Regions from separate parts of the Homo sapiens genome. Here region 1 is linked to region 2. Evidence: read pairs that join two places in POLR2A ChIA-PET (ENCODE). Cell type or tissue: PC-3. All regions are shown on one strand. Links, peaks and the distances in the headings refer to the core of each region. The heading gives the core; the rest is flanking DNA.

Region 1 (8,338 bases), core at 259-8,258, 640 kb after region 2:
AGGAGTTGAGAGAAAATAAGGAGAAAACAATATTAAAGAATTAATAAAATTAGCCAGGTGTGGTGGCGCATGTCTGTAGTCCCAGCTACTAGGGGTGCTGAGGTGAGAGGATCACCCGAGCTTAGGAGGAGGTAGAGGCTGCAGTGGGTCATGACTGTACCACTGCACTCCAGCCTGGGCAACAGAGTGATATTGTATTTGTAAAAAAAAAAAAAAGAATAGCTGAGAATTTTCCAATACTAATAAAAGACAGCAATGTGAAGACTCAGAATGCTCTATAAATCCCAGTTAAAATAAGTTTTAAAATGTCCATAGATTAAGACAACCTAGTCAAATTCCAGAACACTAAAGATTGAAAAGAAAGCATTAAAAGCAGCCATAGTCTTCTACCTAAAGAACAATAAAGGAATGCTATAGAGTTTATGCCCATAAATTTGAGAACTAAGATAATTCAGTAGAAAAATTCACTGAAATACACAAACTGCCAAAGCATATATAAAGCATTTATGATAATTACCCAAATTAAATGAACCATAAAGAACATCTCATGTTCTCTGCTAATCAGGCAATTAAGTTAGAAATCAATAATACAATCATAATGAGATGACATCCTCATGTTTGGAAATTAAGAAACACTTCTAAATTATTTATAGGTCAAAGAACAAATCAAAATGAAAATTAGAAAAATATTTTAAACTGAATTTTTTAAGTCTACTTGCCAAATATAGAAAGCAGTAATAAATATTCATATGAGAAAAGAAAAAATTGACAAATTCCTTTTTTAATGTATATTACCAAAATGGACCCAAGAAGAAACAGAAAAGTTAAATGATTCTATACCCATGAAAAAAATTAAATTTCACAAATAAAACTGGTGAAATTTTATTTTTCACCAATTTTGAATGTTTGGTAATATTTGTTAGTGAAGCCAATATTTGGATGGCTTCACTAACAAAAATTACCAAACATTCAAGAAAAAATAATCCTAATTACACAAACTATTCCAGAATATTGAAAAAGAGGAATACCTTCCATTTCATTTTATGAGGTTAGCATTACCTTGATATTCCAACTTTGCAAGGACAATATGAAAAAAGAATATTACATGCCAATCTTACTGTTGAACACAGATGCAAAATCCAAACAAAATATGAGCTAATCAAATACAATAATAAATAAAATGGATGTTACAATCACAATTACTTTAACATTTAAAAAAAATAATACTACATGGTAAATTATATTATACATTTTCCTTATTATCAGAGGTTCTAGTCAGTCCTAGGAAATGTGGAAACTTAGAAAAAAATTCACATTAATTGCAGTTAATATAACTATCCATGTGGAAAGTTTCAATGAACGCTCAAATAAATAATTAGAACTAGTAACAGTTTATCAAGTTTGTCTGATACAAAAATCTATATGTAAATATCACTTGCATTTTTTAACACCAACAACAAGGTGTTCTAAAATGAGATTTTAAACAATATTATTTATAATAGCATTAAAAATATAAAGCAATATATCTAACAAGATGCACAAGGCCTTCATAGAGAAAATGACAAAGCATTATTTGAAAGACTGCCTTTTGTATGCATGTGGTTATGTATATATTTGGACAAGCTTGGTTTACAAATACATATGGAAGTAGTGAGGATAATCTTGAAGAATAATTAGGCTGGGGTGGAGGATCTAATTAGTATAACAATCAATGTACAAAAATCACTAGCATTTTTATATACCAACAACAGCCAAGCTGAGAGCCAAATCAGGCAGGCAATCCCACTCACAATTGCCACAAAATGACTAAAATACCTAGGAATACAGCTAACCAGGGAGGTGAAAGACCTCTACAATGAGAATTACAAAATACTGTTCAAAGAAATCAGAAAACACATAAACAAATAGAAAACATCGCATGCTCATGGCTAGGAAGAATCAATATCATTAAAATGGCCATATTGCCCACAGCAATTTACAGGTTCAATGCTATTCCTATCATTACCAATAACATTCTTCACAGAACTAAAAAAAAACTAAAAATTCTTAAGGAACCAAAAAAGAGCATGAATAGCCAAGGTAATCCTAAGCAAAAAGAACAAAGCTGAAGGTATCATATTACCCAACATCAAACTATACTACAGGGCTACAGTAACCAAAACATCATGGTACTGGTACAAAAACAGGGATATAGACCAGTGGAACAGAATAGCCTAAAAATAAGACCGCTCACCTATGACCATCTCTTTGACAAACTTGACAAAAACAAGCAATGGGGAAAGGATTCCCTATTAAATAAATGATGCTGGGATAACTCACTAGCCATATGCAGAAGATTGAAACCAGCCCTCTTCCTTACACCATATACAAAAATCTACTCAAGATAGATTAAAGACTTATATGTAAAACCCAAAACTGTAAAAACCCTGGAAGACAACCTAGGCAATACCATCCTGGTCATAGGAACAGGCAGAGATTTTATAACAAAGACACCAAAAACAATCACAACAAAAGCAAGAATTGACAAGAGGGATCTAATTAAACTAAAGAGCTTCTGCACAGCAAAAGAAACGATCAACAGAGTAAACAGACAACCTACAGAATGGGAGAAAATATTTGCAAACCATGCATCTGGAAAAGGTCTAACATCCAGCATCTATAAGGAATTTAAACAAATATACAAGAGAAAACAAATATACAAGAGAAAACAAATAACCCCATTAAAAAGTGGGCAGAGGACGTGAACTGACACATTTCAAAAGAAGACATACATGCGGTAAACAAACATTTGAAAAAAAAAACTCAAGTCACTGATCATTAGAGAAATGCAAATCAAAATCACAGTGAGATACCATCTCACACCAGTCAAAATGGCTATTATTAAAAGTCAGAAAATAACAGATGCTGGTGAACTTACAGATGCTGGAATAACAGATGCTGGAGAATAACAGATGCTGGAGAAAAGGGAACACTTATACACAGTTGATGAAAGTATAAATTAGTTTAACCATTGTGGAAAGTAGCATGGCAATTCCTTAAAGGGCAAAAAACAAAACTACCATTAGACCCAGAAATCCCATTTCTTGGAATATACCCAGAAGAATATAAATCATTCTACCATAAAGACACATGCGCACAAGTGTTCATTGCAGCACTATTCACAAAAGCAAAGATATGGAATCAACCTAAATGCCCATCAATGACAGATTGAATAAAGAAAATGTGGTATATATATACCATGGAATACTATACCACCATAAAAAAGAGTGAGATCATGTCTTTTGCGGAAACATGGATGAAGCTGGAAGCTATTATCCTTAGCAAACGAAGGCAGGGACAGAAAACCGAATACCGCATGTTCTCACTTGTAAGTGGGAGCTAAATGATGAGAACTCATAGACACAAAGAAGAGAACAACAGACACTGGGGCCTACATGTTGGGGGAGGGTGGAAGGAGGGAGAGGAGCAGAAAAAATAACTAATGGATACTAGGCTTAATACCTGGGTGATTAAATAATCTATACAACATATCCTGGTGAGAAGAGTTTACCTACATAACAAACCTGCATGTACTGCCAAACCTAAAATAAAAATTTTTAAAAAGAATTATTAATATAGTATATCAACTAAAACAATGGAGTGTGAGTCAGTGGTAGAACAGAATAGAAAGCATACATGTGGCTTGTGGCAGAGAAAGCATTGCAGAATACTAAAGAAGGGATGGACTTTTAAAACATGGTACTGGAACAATTGGTTATCCATAAGGAAAACAAATCAAATTGGATTTCCACATTATGGCTTATATAAAGATCAATTCTTAGGTGAATCAAAGACTTGAGGGAGAATGCCAACAACACTAACATTTTTAGAGAAAAAAATAGAAGAATATCTTTATGACTGTTACATAGGAAAACATTTTAAAATAAGACTTAAAAGCTCAACCCATAAAACAGAAATTTGAGAAATTTGGCAAATTTTAACTATATTAAAATTAAGTACTACAAATTGAAAGACATCATAAATATAGTAAAAAGACAAGTCACCAACTGGGAGAAAATATTTGCAACAAATACAACTGACATACTTTTAATATTCAGAATATATAAAAATAAATTCAGCAAAAACAGAAAGAAAAATGGTCAAAGCTTGAACATATTCCAAAAGAGAAAATACATCAATAAATGTAAAAAGATCAATTTTATTAGTGTTAAGAAAAATGCAGATTAAAACTACAATGCAATAGTATTTCAAGCCTACCAGAAAAGCAAAAATTAAAAATTCTAAAAATAACAAGAATCAGTGATGACATGTATAACATGTACATGTGGTACATAACACTTAGACACCACTGGTAGAAGTTCCAATGGGTGCAGCCACTTTGGAAAATAATTTGGCACTTTCTAATAAATTTGGAGATTCACAAGTCCTGTAAGTTCACATCTTCTCTCCTATGGAAATACTTGTACCAGAAGACCCACGCAAGAATATTTGTACCTGCACTGTTCAGTTATAGCAAAAATCTTGAAAAAAATCCAAAAGTTTATCAATTGTGGAGTTTAAGTTTGTGGCATATTCATTCAATACAATTTTATATAACAATAAAATGAGAACTACAGGTACTTGTAAAAACACATATGAAACTTAATACATAATATTGATTTTAAAAAGTTGCAAGACTGGGCATGGTGGCTCATGCCTGTAATCCGAGCACTTTGGGAGGCTGAGATGAGCAGACTGCATGAGCCCAGGAGTTCAAGACCAGCCTGGGCAACATAGCAAGATCTCGTCTCTACAAAAAATACAAAAAATTAGCTGTGCACAGTGGTGCATGCCTGTAATACTAGCTACCAGGGAGGCTGAAGTGGGAAGATCACCTGAGCCAGGGAGGTAGAGGCTGCAGTGAGACATGATCGTGCCACTGCACTCCAGCCTAGGTAAAAGAGTGAGACCCTGTCTCAAATAAAATAAAATAAAATAAAATAAAAGTTGCAGAATATAGTCTGATTCTATTTGTACAAAGTTCAAATACAGGTAAAACTAAACAATATGTTTTATAGGTCAATAAATGTAAAAGGTAAAATCTTAAAGAAAGGCAAGGCAATGATTGACACAAAAATCAGGATAACAATTTTCTCTGAAAGAGGAAGAGCCCACAGAGTCCTACAGAGGACTTAAAGGATGAACTATTTTTCTTAAACCAGGTAGATGGTATTTTTATTTGTTTTATCTTACACATGTTTATATATCTACTTTTATCTTTTATTTTGAAAATACCATCAAGCATCATATACTTTCCAAAACAGTGAATTTCTACCGGAGAATTTCAAGCCTTCGTAAGCATTTGGGAGAGAGATTGAAGAGGGATTCTGGGAACCTTCCTGCGTCCCCTACCTATGGTGTATTAGTCTGTATTCACACTGCTGATAAAGATATACCCTAGCTGGGCGCGGTGGCTCACGCCTGTAATCCCAGCACTTTGGGAGGCTGAGGTGGACGAATCATGAGGTTAGGAGATCGAGACCATCCTGGCTAACAGGGTGAAACCCCATCTCTACTAAAAATACAAAAAATTAGCTGGGCATGGTGGTGGGCACCTGTAGTCCCAGCTACTCAAGAGGCTGAGGCAGGAGAATGGCGTGAACCCGGGTGGCAGAGCTTGCAGTGAGCCGAGATCATGCCACCGCACTCCAGCCTGGGTGACAGAGTGAGACTCCGTCTCAAAAAAAAAAAAAAAGAAAAGAAAAAAAGATATACCCAAGACTGGGCAATTTACAAAAGAAAGAGGTTTAATGGACTTACAGTTCCACATGGCTGGGGAAGCCTCACAATCATAGCAGAAGGCAAGGAGGAGCAAGTCATATCTTACGTGGATGGCAGCAGGCAAAGAGAGGGCTTTTGCAGGGAAACTCCCGTTTTTAAAACCTTCAGATCTTGTGAGGCCCACTCACTATCATGAGAACAGCAAGGGAAAGACCCTCCCCCATGATTCAATCATCTCCCACTGGGTCTCTCTACAACACGTGGGAATGAGATTTGGGTGGGGACACAGAGCCAAACCATATAATAAAGGTTTGTGAAATAGCTGCCTGGCCAGAGATAGTCTCTCTGACCTTCTTGTTCTCTCACATCTCTTTTAAAACCTGGAGTTCAAATAAACTCCCCAACCTTCCTACTGCCATTTGCAGGCATTCTCTTCAAGGCCATAATGATTCTTTTTATCCCAGCCTTTTTATATGAACAGAATTTATCCACACAGATATCTGCCAATAGTATATCAAAAATCCCAGGGACAGTGTTATCTAGTCTCCACTGAATTTGCCCAGACCTCATATTACTGGCCTACCAGCTTTCCTGGTTACTCAGATTCCCTCGTTTTGGCCCAGTTCCTTGGCTCTGGCTGTTTGTCCAGCTCTTGTGATAGGAGGCCTGGCTGGGCCAAGTGTTTCAACCTTATCTTCAGCACTCCCTCCACGGCCTGTTTTCCAACATCTATTCTCAATCCTCATGTGCCATGATCTCCCCTGACAGACACTCTTGGGATGAACAAGTCTGGCTGTCTTGGGCACCCCCTGTTCTTCCCAAATACATGGGTAGGAGGTCAGGGAAGAGCAGTTTCTTTAAATTCATCACAGTATAGTGATTTCATATTAGTCTCAGTCACGTGCCTCTGTCAGCGTCCCATTCGAGCCCTGTTGACATTAGCAAGTTGAATACTCCTACGGGGAAGTTCCAAACAATGGAAAAAGTCTTCAGAGAAATTGAAGACTGTTTTACTTTTGGCCTGAGCTTGGGTTAGGATGGGCATTCCAGAGAACCCATCCAAGATATCACCTGATCTGATCCTTTTACTCTCAGAGTTCAAAATGTTCCTTGCAGAGGGACCTTGCATTTCAGACTGCTGCCCAAGGAACTTGTTGCTACAACAAAAACTCCCAAACCATGGAAACTGTTTGTGTCCGCCAAACCCAAAGCAGAACTGTACACACAGCATAAAAATCAAGTTGCCTTAATCTTGCATATTTGGCTCAGTTTTTCCTAGCCACATCCTAAAACAAAATGGGTTGAATTACTGGATGAAAAATAAATTCCATCCATGGAACTGTTGCTATTGCCACAGAAAACAAAAGGAAGGTGTTTTTCTGCCATGTCTTGGAAGAGGTGAAGTCATTGTTTTAGGATAAAGGGATCAGACTTAAATTCCTACCACATGCAGAAAAATGGAGTTGGTTGCTTAATTAGACTGCCTATTAAAAGGTTTCTCATTATTTTAAATTGTGTTTTAAAATACTTAAAAATTCAGGAAAACCTTTCTGAAGAAAAATTTGAAAGTGCTATTTAAAGTCTTCAAAATGTATATAATTTTACCCAGTAGTTCCAATTCTAGGAATAATTATGGAAGTGGCTGAAGAATTATCTGCATAGATATTTAATGCTGCATTACTTTCAACAGTGAGTGGGAGAAAAACTGTTAAGATGTTCAACCTAGGAAATTGGCTAAATAAATTACTGTGTAGTAGAAGGGCTCTTTAAAACCTAAATAGCCCTCTGGATTAGCCATAACTCTCCATTCTTTACATAATAAACTTTTGTCTAATGCCCCAGCATGCTGAGTGCTCACAGCCTGTAGGCTGTCTTTCATTAACCCACACATGTTTATTCCCAGTAGTTGAGTTCCATGCTCACCAAGAATCAGGTGTGTTTGTTCCCAAACCTGTTTATGCTGTTATAGTTTTTTATTGTAATTATATAATTTTATTAAATAGTATATACACCAATGGAATTACAAAAGAGAGATTTTTATTTCTCCAAAAAACAGATTGAAATTTTTAGAAAGACTGGATAAAGTTGAGTTGCCAAAAAATAAAAATACTGATTAATTAGGTGATAATGGACAAGAGTAAAATATTAGGGGAGAAAATAGTAATGATGCAGGAGACTCTGTGATTTGTATGAACATGAATGAACCTAGAGGACATTATGCCAAGTGAAATAAGCCAGGCATGGAGAAACAGTTACCATATGACCTCACTTGCATGTGGAATCTAAAAAAAGTAGAAGTAGAGAGTAGAATGGTTCCCAGAGGCTGGGAGTAGAGCGGTAGATGGGGAAGGAAAGACATTGGTCAAAGGGCACCAGTTTCAGTTAGACAGAAACAGAAGGAATACGTTCTGGTGACTTATTGCATGGCATGGTGACTAAAGTTAATAATAATACATTTTACATTCAAAATAGCTAAAAGAGAGGACTTTAAATGTTCTTACCACAAAGAAATGATAGATATTTGAGATGATGACTGTGTTTATTAGCCTGATTTGATCATTCCACAATGTATGCATGT
Region 2 (8,338 bases), core at 216-8,215:
CCAGTGCAACCCTCCAGGTGCCAAAGACCATCCCCTGGGTGCACCTCCAGGTTGCAGAGGGTCTGTGACCAGGAGCCGCCGCCCCCCGATGCCTGTGAAGACACCTATATGAGGAGATTCCATGGTAGGGCCCCTCTCCCTTCACCAGAAGTGGAGAGAGCCTGTTAGTGTCATGCCAGCAGTTGTAAAAGGCCACCCCCAGGGTCGTGATCACTGCCACCAGCATCATTACATGCCACACACATCAAAATTAAACAAACATGAAAACTGGACGAAAAAGCATTCCACTGTTTGTTATAAAGTTGGATATGGTTTTTCTAACTAGTCTGTCATTCTGAGAGATGGGAAAACTTAGAAGAATTTTTCCTGCGGTGAAAATGACTTTTTTTTTTTTTGAGGTAGCAGTAAAAATTGTTAGTAGTTGCTCCAGCTGTCCTGAAGCAGCCCTGTGCACGAAGCCTCCTGTGTCCCTCTGTGTTGGCCCAGTGAACCCAGTCGACACCATGGAACCTCCCCTGTGTCTGGCCCAGGGCCTTCTGTGAAGAAGGGCAGGCCGGCCAAGGGCTGCAGACAGGTGCTTAAGTGTTTCTGGGAAAATGAAGATTGAAAGATGGCTCAGAACAAGTGCAGAGGAGAATTTTCCATTTTTGTTACGAACTCCTAGTTAGGACAAGTCTCAAGTCCTTTGGCAGGGCATTTCTTTCTTTCCTCTGATATCTCCCCACCCCATTTTTCTTTCTATTAAGGACATGAGAAAAGTTAAAAACAAACAAAAAAAACATTAAATAGAAAAAAAAGAGATTTAAAAAATCTTCATGTTAAGAATCCTTTAGCAACTATCAAACCTCAGTTAACAAATCCATGACAAAATGAGTTCATTCAAACCTGGCCAGCCTCCACCCTCCTGCTGTGCCCTGAGGTGTCAGCAAACTTCTTTATGGTCTGACTCTCCGTGGCAGGAGCTTCCTGGCATAGTGTGGGTCCCAGAGGAGGCCATGGACTAGAAACTGTATTTCTCAAAGTGTGGGCACTCATCCACCTTCCTCTCACTCAGCTGGGAGCCTGGTTAAAAACACTGATTTCCAAGCGCCTCCTCTACCTTCTGAACCAGAAACTGCATTTTTAAGCCACCTCACTCCTTCAACACCTCCAGGCCTCTGCCCAAATGTCTCCTTCTCCCGAGGTCTTCCCTGACCATACTATTTCAAAGAGCCAGGTGTGCCTGCCCTCTCTCACCCTCTTGTCTGACCCTGCCATATTCCTCTGCACTTCAGTGATTCTGATGCCCCCTCAATTTGATGGGATTTAGAGCCAGAAGATTGTTTCATCTCTGTAGGCCTCAATTTTCTCATTTATAAAATGGAGATATCTTCTAACTAGAATAGGAAGAAGTGCATGAAAATACACTCAAAGCCATGATAGGGACATGAAAATGACCACCGAAAAGAAAAAGTGCCACTTTTCCTCGGGTGGGTTTATTGCACATCTCATCTAGCTGGGATCCAGATCTTGATTCCCAGCCTTCAAGAAGTTCAGCCTCTTTGAATTTCACTGCAATTCCCATAGAAATTTGAGCAGTCACGTTGGCCGGAGGTCTGGCTTTTCTCGCCCTGGATAAATAGCTGCACGTGGGCTCAGCACCGTTCTAGCTCCAGGTCTCCCCCTTCTTCAGGGAAGGGCTATCTGGCTGCTGTGCGTCTGTATTACTTTCACTAAAGAATCTTCACGTTGTATTCTTGTGGATGGATGCCCAAATGGGCCGTAAGCACTGAGCTCAGCTTCTCAGGTGGCCAGAAATGAGCACGAGAAATTTCCTAACATTCTGCCCACCCCAGGAGCTGCCAATTGGTCAGATTAAATTTGTTAACGACATTGATGAGCAACACCTAGCTCAGAAATCCAAGGCTTGTTGTATCCCAAGCCTTCTATCAACACCAATTGGTGTGAGAATCACTGGCGGGGTGGCTAAAGTGTAGATTGCTAGGATGCACCCAGAGAGTGGAACTGGTAGGTCTAAGGTGGGCCCTCAGAATTTGCATTTTTAACAGAAATCTCAGGTGATCCTGATGCAGTGGTCTCTGGAATCCACCGGGAGAAATGCAGCTCTCCGTGTGAAGGACTGCATGGTGCTGTGCTGAGGGTGTAAGTTGTTATTCACCCCTTGGTGAATTTCCTTGATGCCTCATGCTGTTGTCAGAACTGAACCCCACAAACCTGCTCCTCCTCAGTCTCCCTATCTCAGTAACTGGCAGCTCCACCCTTTTGGTTTCCCACATCAGGACTGAACATCATCCCACATCCAGTCTACCAGCAAACCCTCTCGGTTCCACCTTCAGAATATCCCAGACCTGGGCCCTTCTTATCCCCTGTACCAGCACTTCTTACCACCAAGGGACCAGCTCCTGTCTGATTTACTGTAGTCGGAGCATGTTACTCTTCTGCTCGAAACCCTCTAGTGCTTCCCATCTCACTCAGATGAAAGCTCAAATCCTTCCTGTGATCTCTGAGACCCTGCATGAATGACCCAGGCCACCTCTTCTCTCACCATCCCTCCCACATGCCCACACACCCCTCCTGCCTGACACAGCACCACGCCTGCCCTCATCTGTGGGGTTCACTCCCTCACCTCCTCCTGGCCTCTGCTCAGTCACCTTCTCCTGAGGTCTTCCCTGACCATGCTATTAAAAAGAGCCATGTACACCTGCCCCCTCCCACCCTCTTGTCTTTCTCTGCTGTATTTCTTTGCACAGCTCTTACACATCCACCCCACTAAGTAATTTACTTGTTTATTGACTGCTGCTGGGGAGAATGTAAGCTTCAGGATGTGAATTTTTGTCTCTTTTGCTCCCTGCCATGTCCTCAGTTTCTAGACTAGGTACAGGTCTATAGTGAATGCTCAGTAAATACTTGTTGAATTAGTGAATGAATGAACAAAAATTGTAAGAAGCATTTACCTTTCACCTAACAAGCTGCCATTGTAAATGGTAAGTGTGCAAACCTGTGTGTGCACTTGGGTATGAAGGCAGGCGTGGAAGAGGGATTATAAATGGAGGCTTGCCTTCCCCCGGATTAGGGGCTGATCCATCTTCTTTCCTTCATGTGGCTGTTATGAAGCTGAAAGAGACAGTGTGTGTTCTTGGCTCAGTAAGTACCATCCTAAAAATACAATATTCCACAAAACTGTTTAAAAAGACTCCCAGGTTAGCTTAACAGTAACTAGTTAGCCCATTGTAATTACAGTTTAAGTCTCATAATAGCCTTTCATGGGAGCCTGCTCATTGTTATAACTTCTTTTTCTGTAATAGAAAAATGTAGTACAGCTTCCAATCTATTTATAAACCTTTGCACAGTTGCACTTGTAAGTTGCTGGCTGCATCGCCCTGCCTCTTTTTACTTAGATAAAAGCTATGACTCCACCTAGTTTAACTCTCCATATCTAGACTGTCTCTCCTCCATCTTCTCTCTCCTTGTTTCATAATTCAGCCTCAGAATAAGAATTGGGTTGCAGAATAAGGCTTCACAAAATAACTGAAATAAGATACAATCCAAGCCTGTTATTTCCTTAATTTGTGGGCAGAACAGCTTGTAAAGTTTGGATTGATTTTTATCTGAATATTATGAAAACGGCTTTTTTTTTTTTTTTTTTTTGAGATGGAGTCTCTCTCTGTCGCCCAGGCTGGAGTGCAGTGGTGCGATCTCGGCTCACTGCAAGCTCCGCCTGCCAGATTCACGCCATTCTCCTGCCTCAGCCTCCCGAGTAGCTGGGACTACAGGCGCCCACCACCACGCCTGGCTAATTTTTTGTATTTTTAGTAGAGACGGGGTTTCACCGTGTTAGCCAGGATGGTCTCAGTCTCCTGACCTCGTGATCCGCCTGCCTCGGCCTCCCAAAGTGCTGGGATTACAGGTGTGAGCTGCCGGGCCCAGCCAAATGGCTGTTCTTTAGACCTATAGCAGATTGCCTTTTTACTTGGTGTTCAGAAGTACATTAAGAAGAAATGCGACTTCTGGCAATGCAGGGGTGAGGAAGAGGTGTTCTACTTATTTTAGAGATGAGGAAGCTGAAAGACAGTTTGCATAGTTTCCACAAAGCCCCCGAGGGAGGGCTGAGGTTGAGTCCTAGAGCTTGGCGCTTTCTGCAGCCCCTCATTCCTTGAGCTCTGGGAGAAAGTCCTGATGGCCCTTAAGCCATGAGCACACTGGTGAGTGTGTGAGTCCCTCCTGTAGCTGCTTCCTTACACTTAGTTGTGAATTTCTGAGCTGGAGAAACCTGAGATTTTGACACATCCAAGTTACATTCATTTCCTTTTACTCTAAATGTTTTTTTCCCTTTCTTAAACTAATAGACAGTGATACAGTTTTCTTCACAGCCATCTATTTTACCATGATCCATCCTGGGTTTTTTTTTTTTTTTTTTCTGCCTTGAGTTTTATATCACTTTTCTGTTTAAGTTAAGCTTGTCACTTTCTTGTTTAAATAAAGTTGAGTCATGCCTAATTTTCTATTTTTATCAAACTGGAATTTCTTAGCCAAGTCATCAAGGCCCTATACTAAATCTTGAGTCATAACTTCATTCCTACTATGTTCTAATCAGATTTTCCACTTGAACCTACACTGTCTGTCCTGCCAACCCTCAGCTTGCTGCTTTCCCAAGGATCTGCAGGCAGCACTCCAGTACTGTTCAAAAGCTAATGCCGCTGCTGCTACTCTCATTTCTTACCTGTGCTGTTTTTCAACATGCTGTAATAGTCATCTCGATAATCTTCCCTGCTTGCTTCTACCATTAAACCCAGTTTATAAAGTATGACTCGAATTATACTTGAAGTCTGTGCTGATTAACCCCAGACATGTGGTGACCCCTAATCTAGTGCTCATGATCTCCGTACTTGGATCCCATTGAAGGGGTCGTGGAGAGTAGCAGTTAAGATTCTCCAGCTAGATGTCCTAGGTTCGGTTCCCACCTTTGCCACTCACTGCCTATGCGACTTCAGGTGCTTTAGTCTACTGTGCCTCAGCTTTATCTGCAAACGGGTTAAAAAATTGTCCCTGGCCAGAGTGGTGGCTCATACCTGTAATCCCAGCATTTTGGGAGGCCTAGGTGGGAAGATCACTTGAGCCCAGGAGTTCGAGACCGAGACCAACCTGGGCAACGCAGGGAGACCCCTCCCCCCAACCCACCCTACCAAAAAATAAAGTAGGCAGGTGTGATGCATGCTTGTGGCTGCGGCTACTCAAAAGGCTGAAATAGGAGGATCACTTGAGCCTGGGAAGTCGAGCTTTCAGTGAGCCGAGATGGCACCACTGCTCTCCAGCTTGGGTGACAGAGCAAAACCCTGTCTCAACAACAGCAACAAAAAAAAGTCCCTGCTACCTAGGGTTGTTGTGCAAATTAAGAGTTGTTGGCCGGGCGGGGTGGCTCACGCCTGTTATCCCAGCACTTTGGGAGGCCGAGGCAGGTGGATCACGAGGTCAGGAGATCAGGACCATCCTGGCTAACATGGTGAAACCCTGTCTCTACTAAAAAATACAAAAAATTAGTCAGGCGTGGTGGTGGGTGCCTGTAGTCCCAGCTACTCAGGAGGCTGAGGCAAGAGAATGGCGTGAACCTGGGAGGTGGAGCTTGCAGTGAGCTGTGATCGTGCCACTGCACTCCAGCCTGGGCGACAGAGCGAGACTCCGTTTCAAAAAAAAAAAAAAAAAAAAAGGTTGTTAAATGTAAAGCTTGTATATGTTAAGCGCGATTGAAGTGTTAACTTTGTTATATTTTTATTTGCTGATGGAGGTCTTTATCTTGGTGACATTGTACCTATAATGCTATGTCTCATTAGCTCCTTTACTTTCTGTTCTCCCTGGGAATACTGGGTAAAGATTGATCTTTGGATTTCTTCCTCCCCTCCTGTCTCCTCGTTTCCAGATAGACCTGGAACACAACTACCACTTGGTTTTTCCTAAGAGTAGGGTGGGTGTCCTCCTTCATGCCAGCATCCGTGTCTCACACTAGAATTCCATGCCATCCCTGCTCAACAGCATGCTCCTGGAGTCTCCAGCCAACTCCACCTCCTGGGGATGTGGAGGCAGAGGTGTGTGCAGCCGCTTGGCCTCCTGGTGGCCATGCTTGGGATTGGCATATTTCCTAGTGCCCCGGAGAAAGCACCCTCCTGTCCATCCACAACCCCCGCCACACCCTACCCCCTTGGCTATTTCCTTTATGAACTATGGCATTTGCTCCAGTTTCCCCATTTCTTTGCAGCACAGATGGCCCTCTTCTTTTAATGGGCAGAATAAGTAGGAAATGGAAGAAACAGCTGCCAGAGCACTGAATTTATCCTAGTCCTCCATAATTTCTTGGAAGATCTGCGAGTGGGGCCCAAGCTGTCTGCTACTGCGTGGAAATCATGCTTGTACCATACCCATCATAGTTAAACCCTGCCAAGGGCATAGGGCATTTTAATAGCTTGAATCCCTGTTGTTTTGCCCTCCTCTGTCCCCTTCTCCCCATGCCTTTTCTTTGAGGTAGGTGCGTGTGTTCTTTAAGACCCTTCCCTCAAAACAATCTTGGTAGCGAGACCAGCTATTATCTTTTTTAAGTTCAGTGTTCCCTAAAAGAAGGATGGTTAGACATAAGACATTTGTTAGCTTCTCTATTATGTCTTCCTCTCAGGATGTGTTTAGGTTGAACCATATAAAAGTGCTGATATTTAGCCCTTTTTGACCCACAAAAATAGTGGTTTCATGAAGTTCAACCTAACATGTACTTACTGGTTTGCTTTCATTTTACTGCACTCAAACCCACGGGTGCAGTCTCATCTTAGTTCACCAACTCTGCAATGGGACCCAGCCGGGAGCAGTAAGCAATTCTTCTTGCCAGCAGACAAAGCAGATTAATTCCCTTGGGTTGAATGTTATGCCGGTCTCTTAAACATCAAAAACTGTTTGTTATGATCTAAACTGCTTCTATGGAGCAGATGTTGTGTCCCCGATGCAGCAGTGACATTGGAATCATTTAGTCCTTTTAAGGCAAGTTTGTTTTATTTTTCAGTCTTCACGTATAATGCTGCCAACAAGGAAACCTGTGAACACAACCACAGACAATGCTCCCGGCATGCCTTCTGCACGGACTATGCCACTGGCTTCTGCTGCCACTGCCAATCCAAGTTTTATGGAAATGGGAAGCACTGTCTGCCTGAAGGTAATTGACTGGGGCCAGGAACTCCTGTGTGTCTATTCCTGCTGCTTACCTGTTTCCAGCTACCACTGTGAGCTCTGCTTTATGGACCAAACATCTCCACTACTTAAATCAGAGTGCTATCAACTTGCAGGTGCTCAATAAATGTGTGAGGAATGAACTGGTTTGGGCTGATTCCCAATTTGAGGATTATCCAGAAATGCTTCCTTCTGCCAGCTCATTAGAGCCAAAGTGTAGTGGAGTAGAAGGAGGAGGGGAGAAAACAGACTGGAGGCAGGACTGTTTCATAGATGGATAATTGGTTGGTTAGGAAATCATTAAAGTGACTTGCTAAAGAGTGAGTTTTGGAAGTTGTCAGTGGAATAATTATACCTGGGTACACCCATCTCTAGCCAGGATGACGTCCAAGCCTAACTGGATTTGCTGTCTTTTAGGGGCACCTCACCGAGTGAATGGGAAAGTGAGTGGCCACCTCCACGTGGGCCATACACCCGTGCACTTCACTGATGTGGACCTGCATGCGTATATCGTGGGCAATGATGGCAGAGCCTACACGGCCATCAGCCACATCCCACAGCCAGCAGCCCAGGCCCTCCTCCCCCTCACACCAATTGGAGGCCTGTTTGGCTGGCTCTTTGCTTTAGAAAAACCTGGCTCTGAGAACGGCTTCAGCCTCGCAGGTGAGTAGGGCCTCTGAGAAGGCCGGTAGTCAGCATTGCTTTGGCAGTGGTGCTCCTTGGGGCACTGTCTTTAGGCCTTTACGCAGTGACAGAGGAATCACTTGTTTAATGTACTAGAGCCACATGTGTGTAGTTTTCTGGCCACAGGTTGTTGGGAATGGTTTGACCTCACATCACTGATTTTTGAAAGGCAGTGATTTCGTCTAAATGTTCTCCCAGCTGTTCTGAGAAACAGGATGATTCCATTCAGAACATTTGTGTCCTCTTACCCCAATTTGTTGCAGCATATTTGTCAGGCTTTTTAAATTATGCACAGATCTGTCAAATGCAAAAATGGTACTTGGGGCACCTGGGGATGATTTTACTTCATGGGGAAGGGGTGCTCTTCTCCTCCCAGCTCCACAACCTATAATAGTATAGGCCGGTGCACCCCAGACTTGAACCTGCACACACATCACTTGGAGGTCTTGTC

Evidence for each region. ChIA-PET counts read pairs that join two places held together with the same protein. Peaks named below come from ENCODE experiments on the same cell type or tissue, not always from the same donor. Only the 100,000 strongest peaks of a DNase experiment are listed, where the experiment ranks them.
Region 1: POLR2A ChIA-PET joins it to region 2 with 7 read pairs; 2 of 35 experiments call an interaction of 5 or more read pairs at or near these places.

What each region holds. Positions count from the first base shown.
Region 1 is chr14:51,400,038-51,408,375 of GRCh38, reverse strand. It overlaps a transcript of FRMD6 not described here. Among named protein-coding and RNA genes, the nearest start is that of LINC02310, 7.1 kb to the right of the region's middle. In PC-3, for the core only: no CTCF peak of the experiment used is centred there; no DNase peak of the experiment used is centred there; H3K27ac peaks cover 440 bases.
Region 2 is chr14:52,041,633-52,049,970 of GRCh38, reverse strand. NID2 (nidogen 2) reads left to right here. Exons shown (of 22, transcript NM_007361.4): 6 at 7,040-7,189; 7 at 7,621-7,866. Among named protein-coding and RNA genes, the nearest start is that of NID2, 23 kb to the left of the region's middle. In PC-3, for the core only: a CTCF peak has its summit at 6,082; a DNase peak (open chromatin) is centred at 4,580; H3K27ac peaks cover 1,520 bases.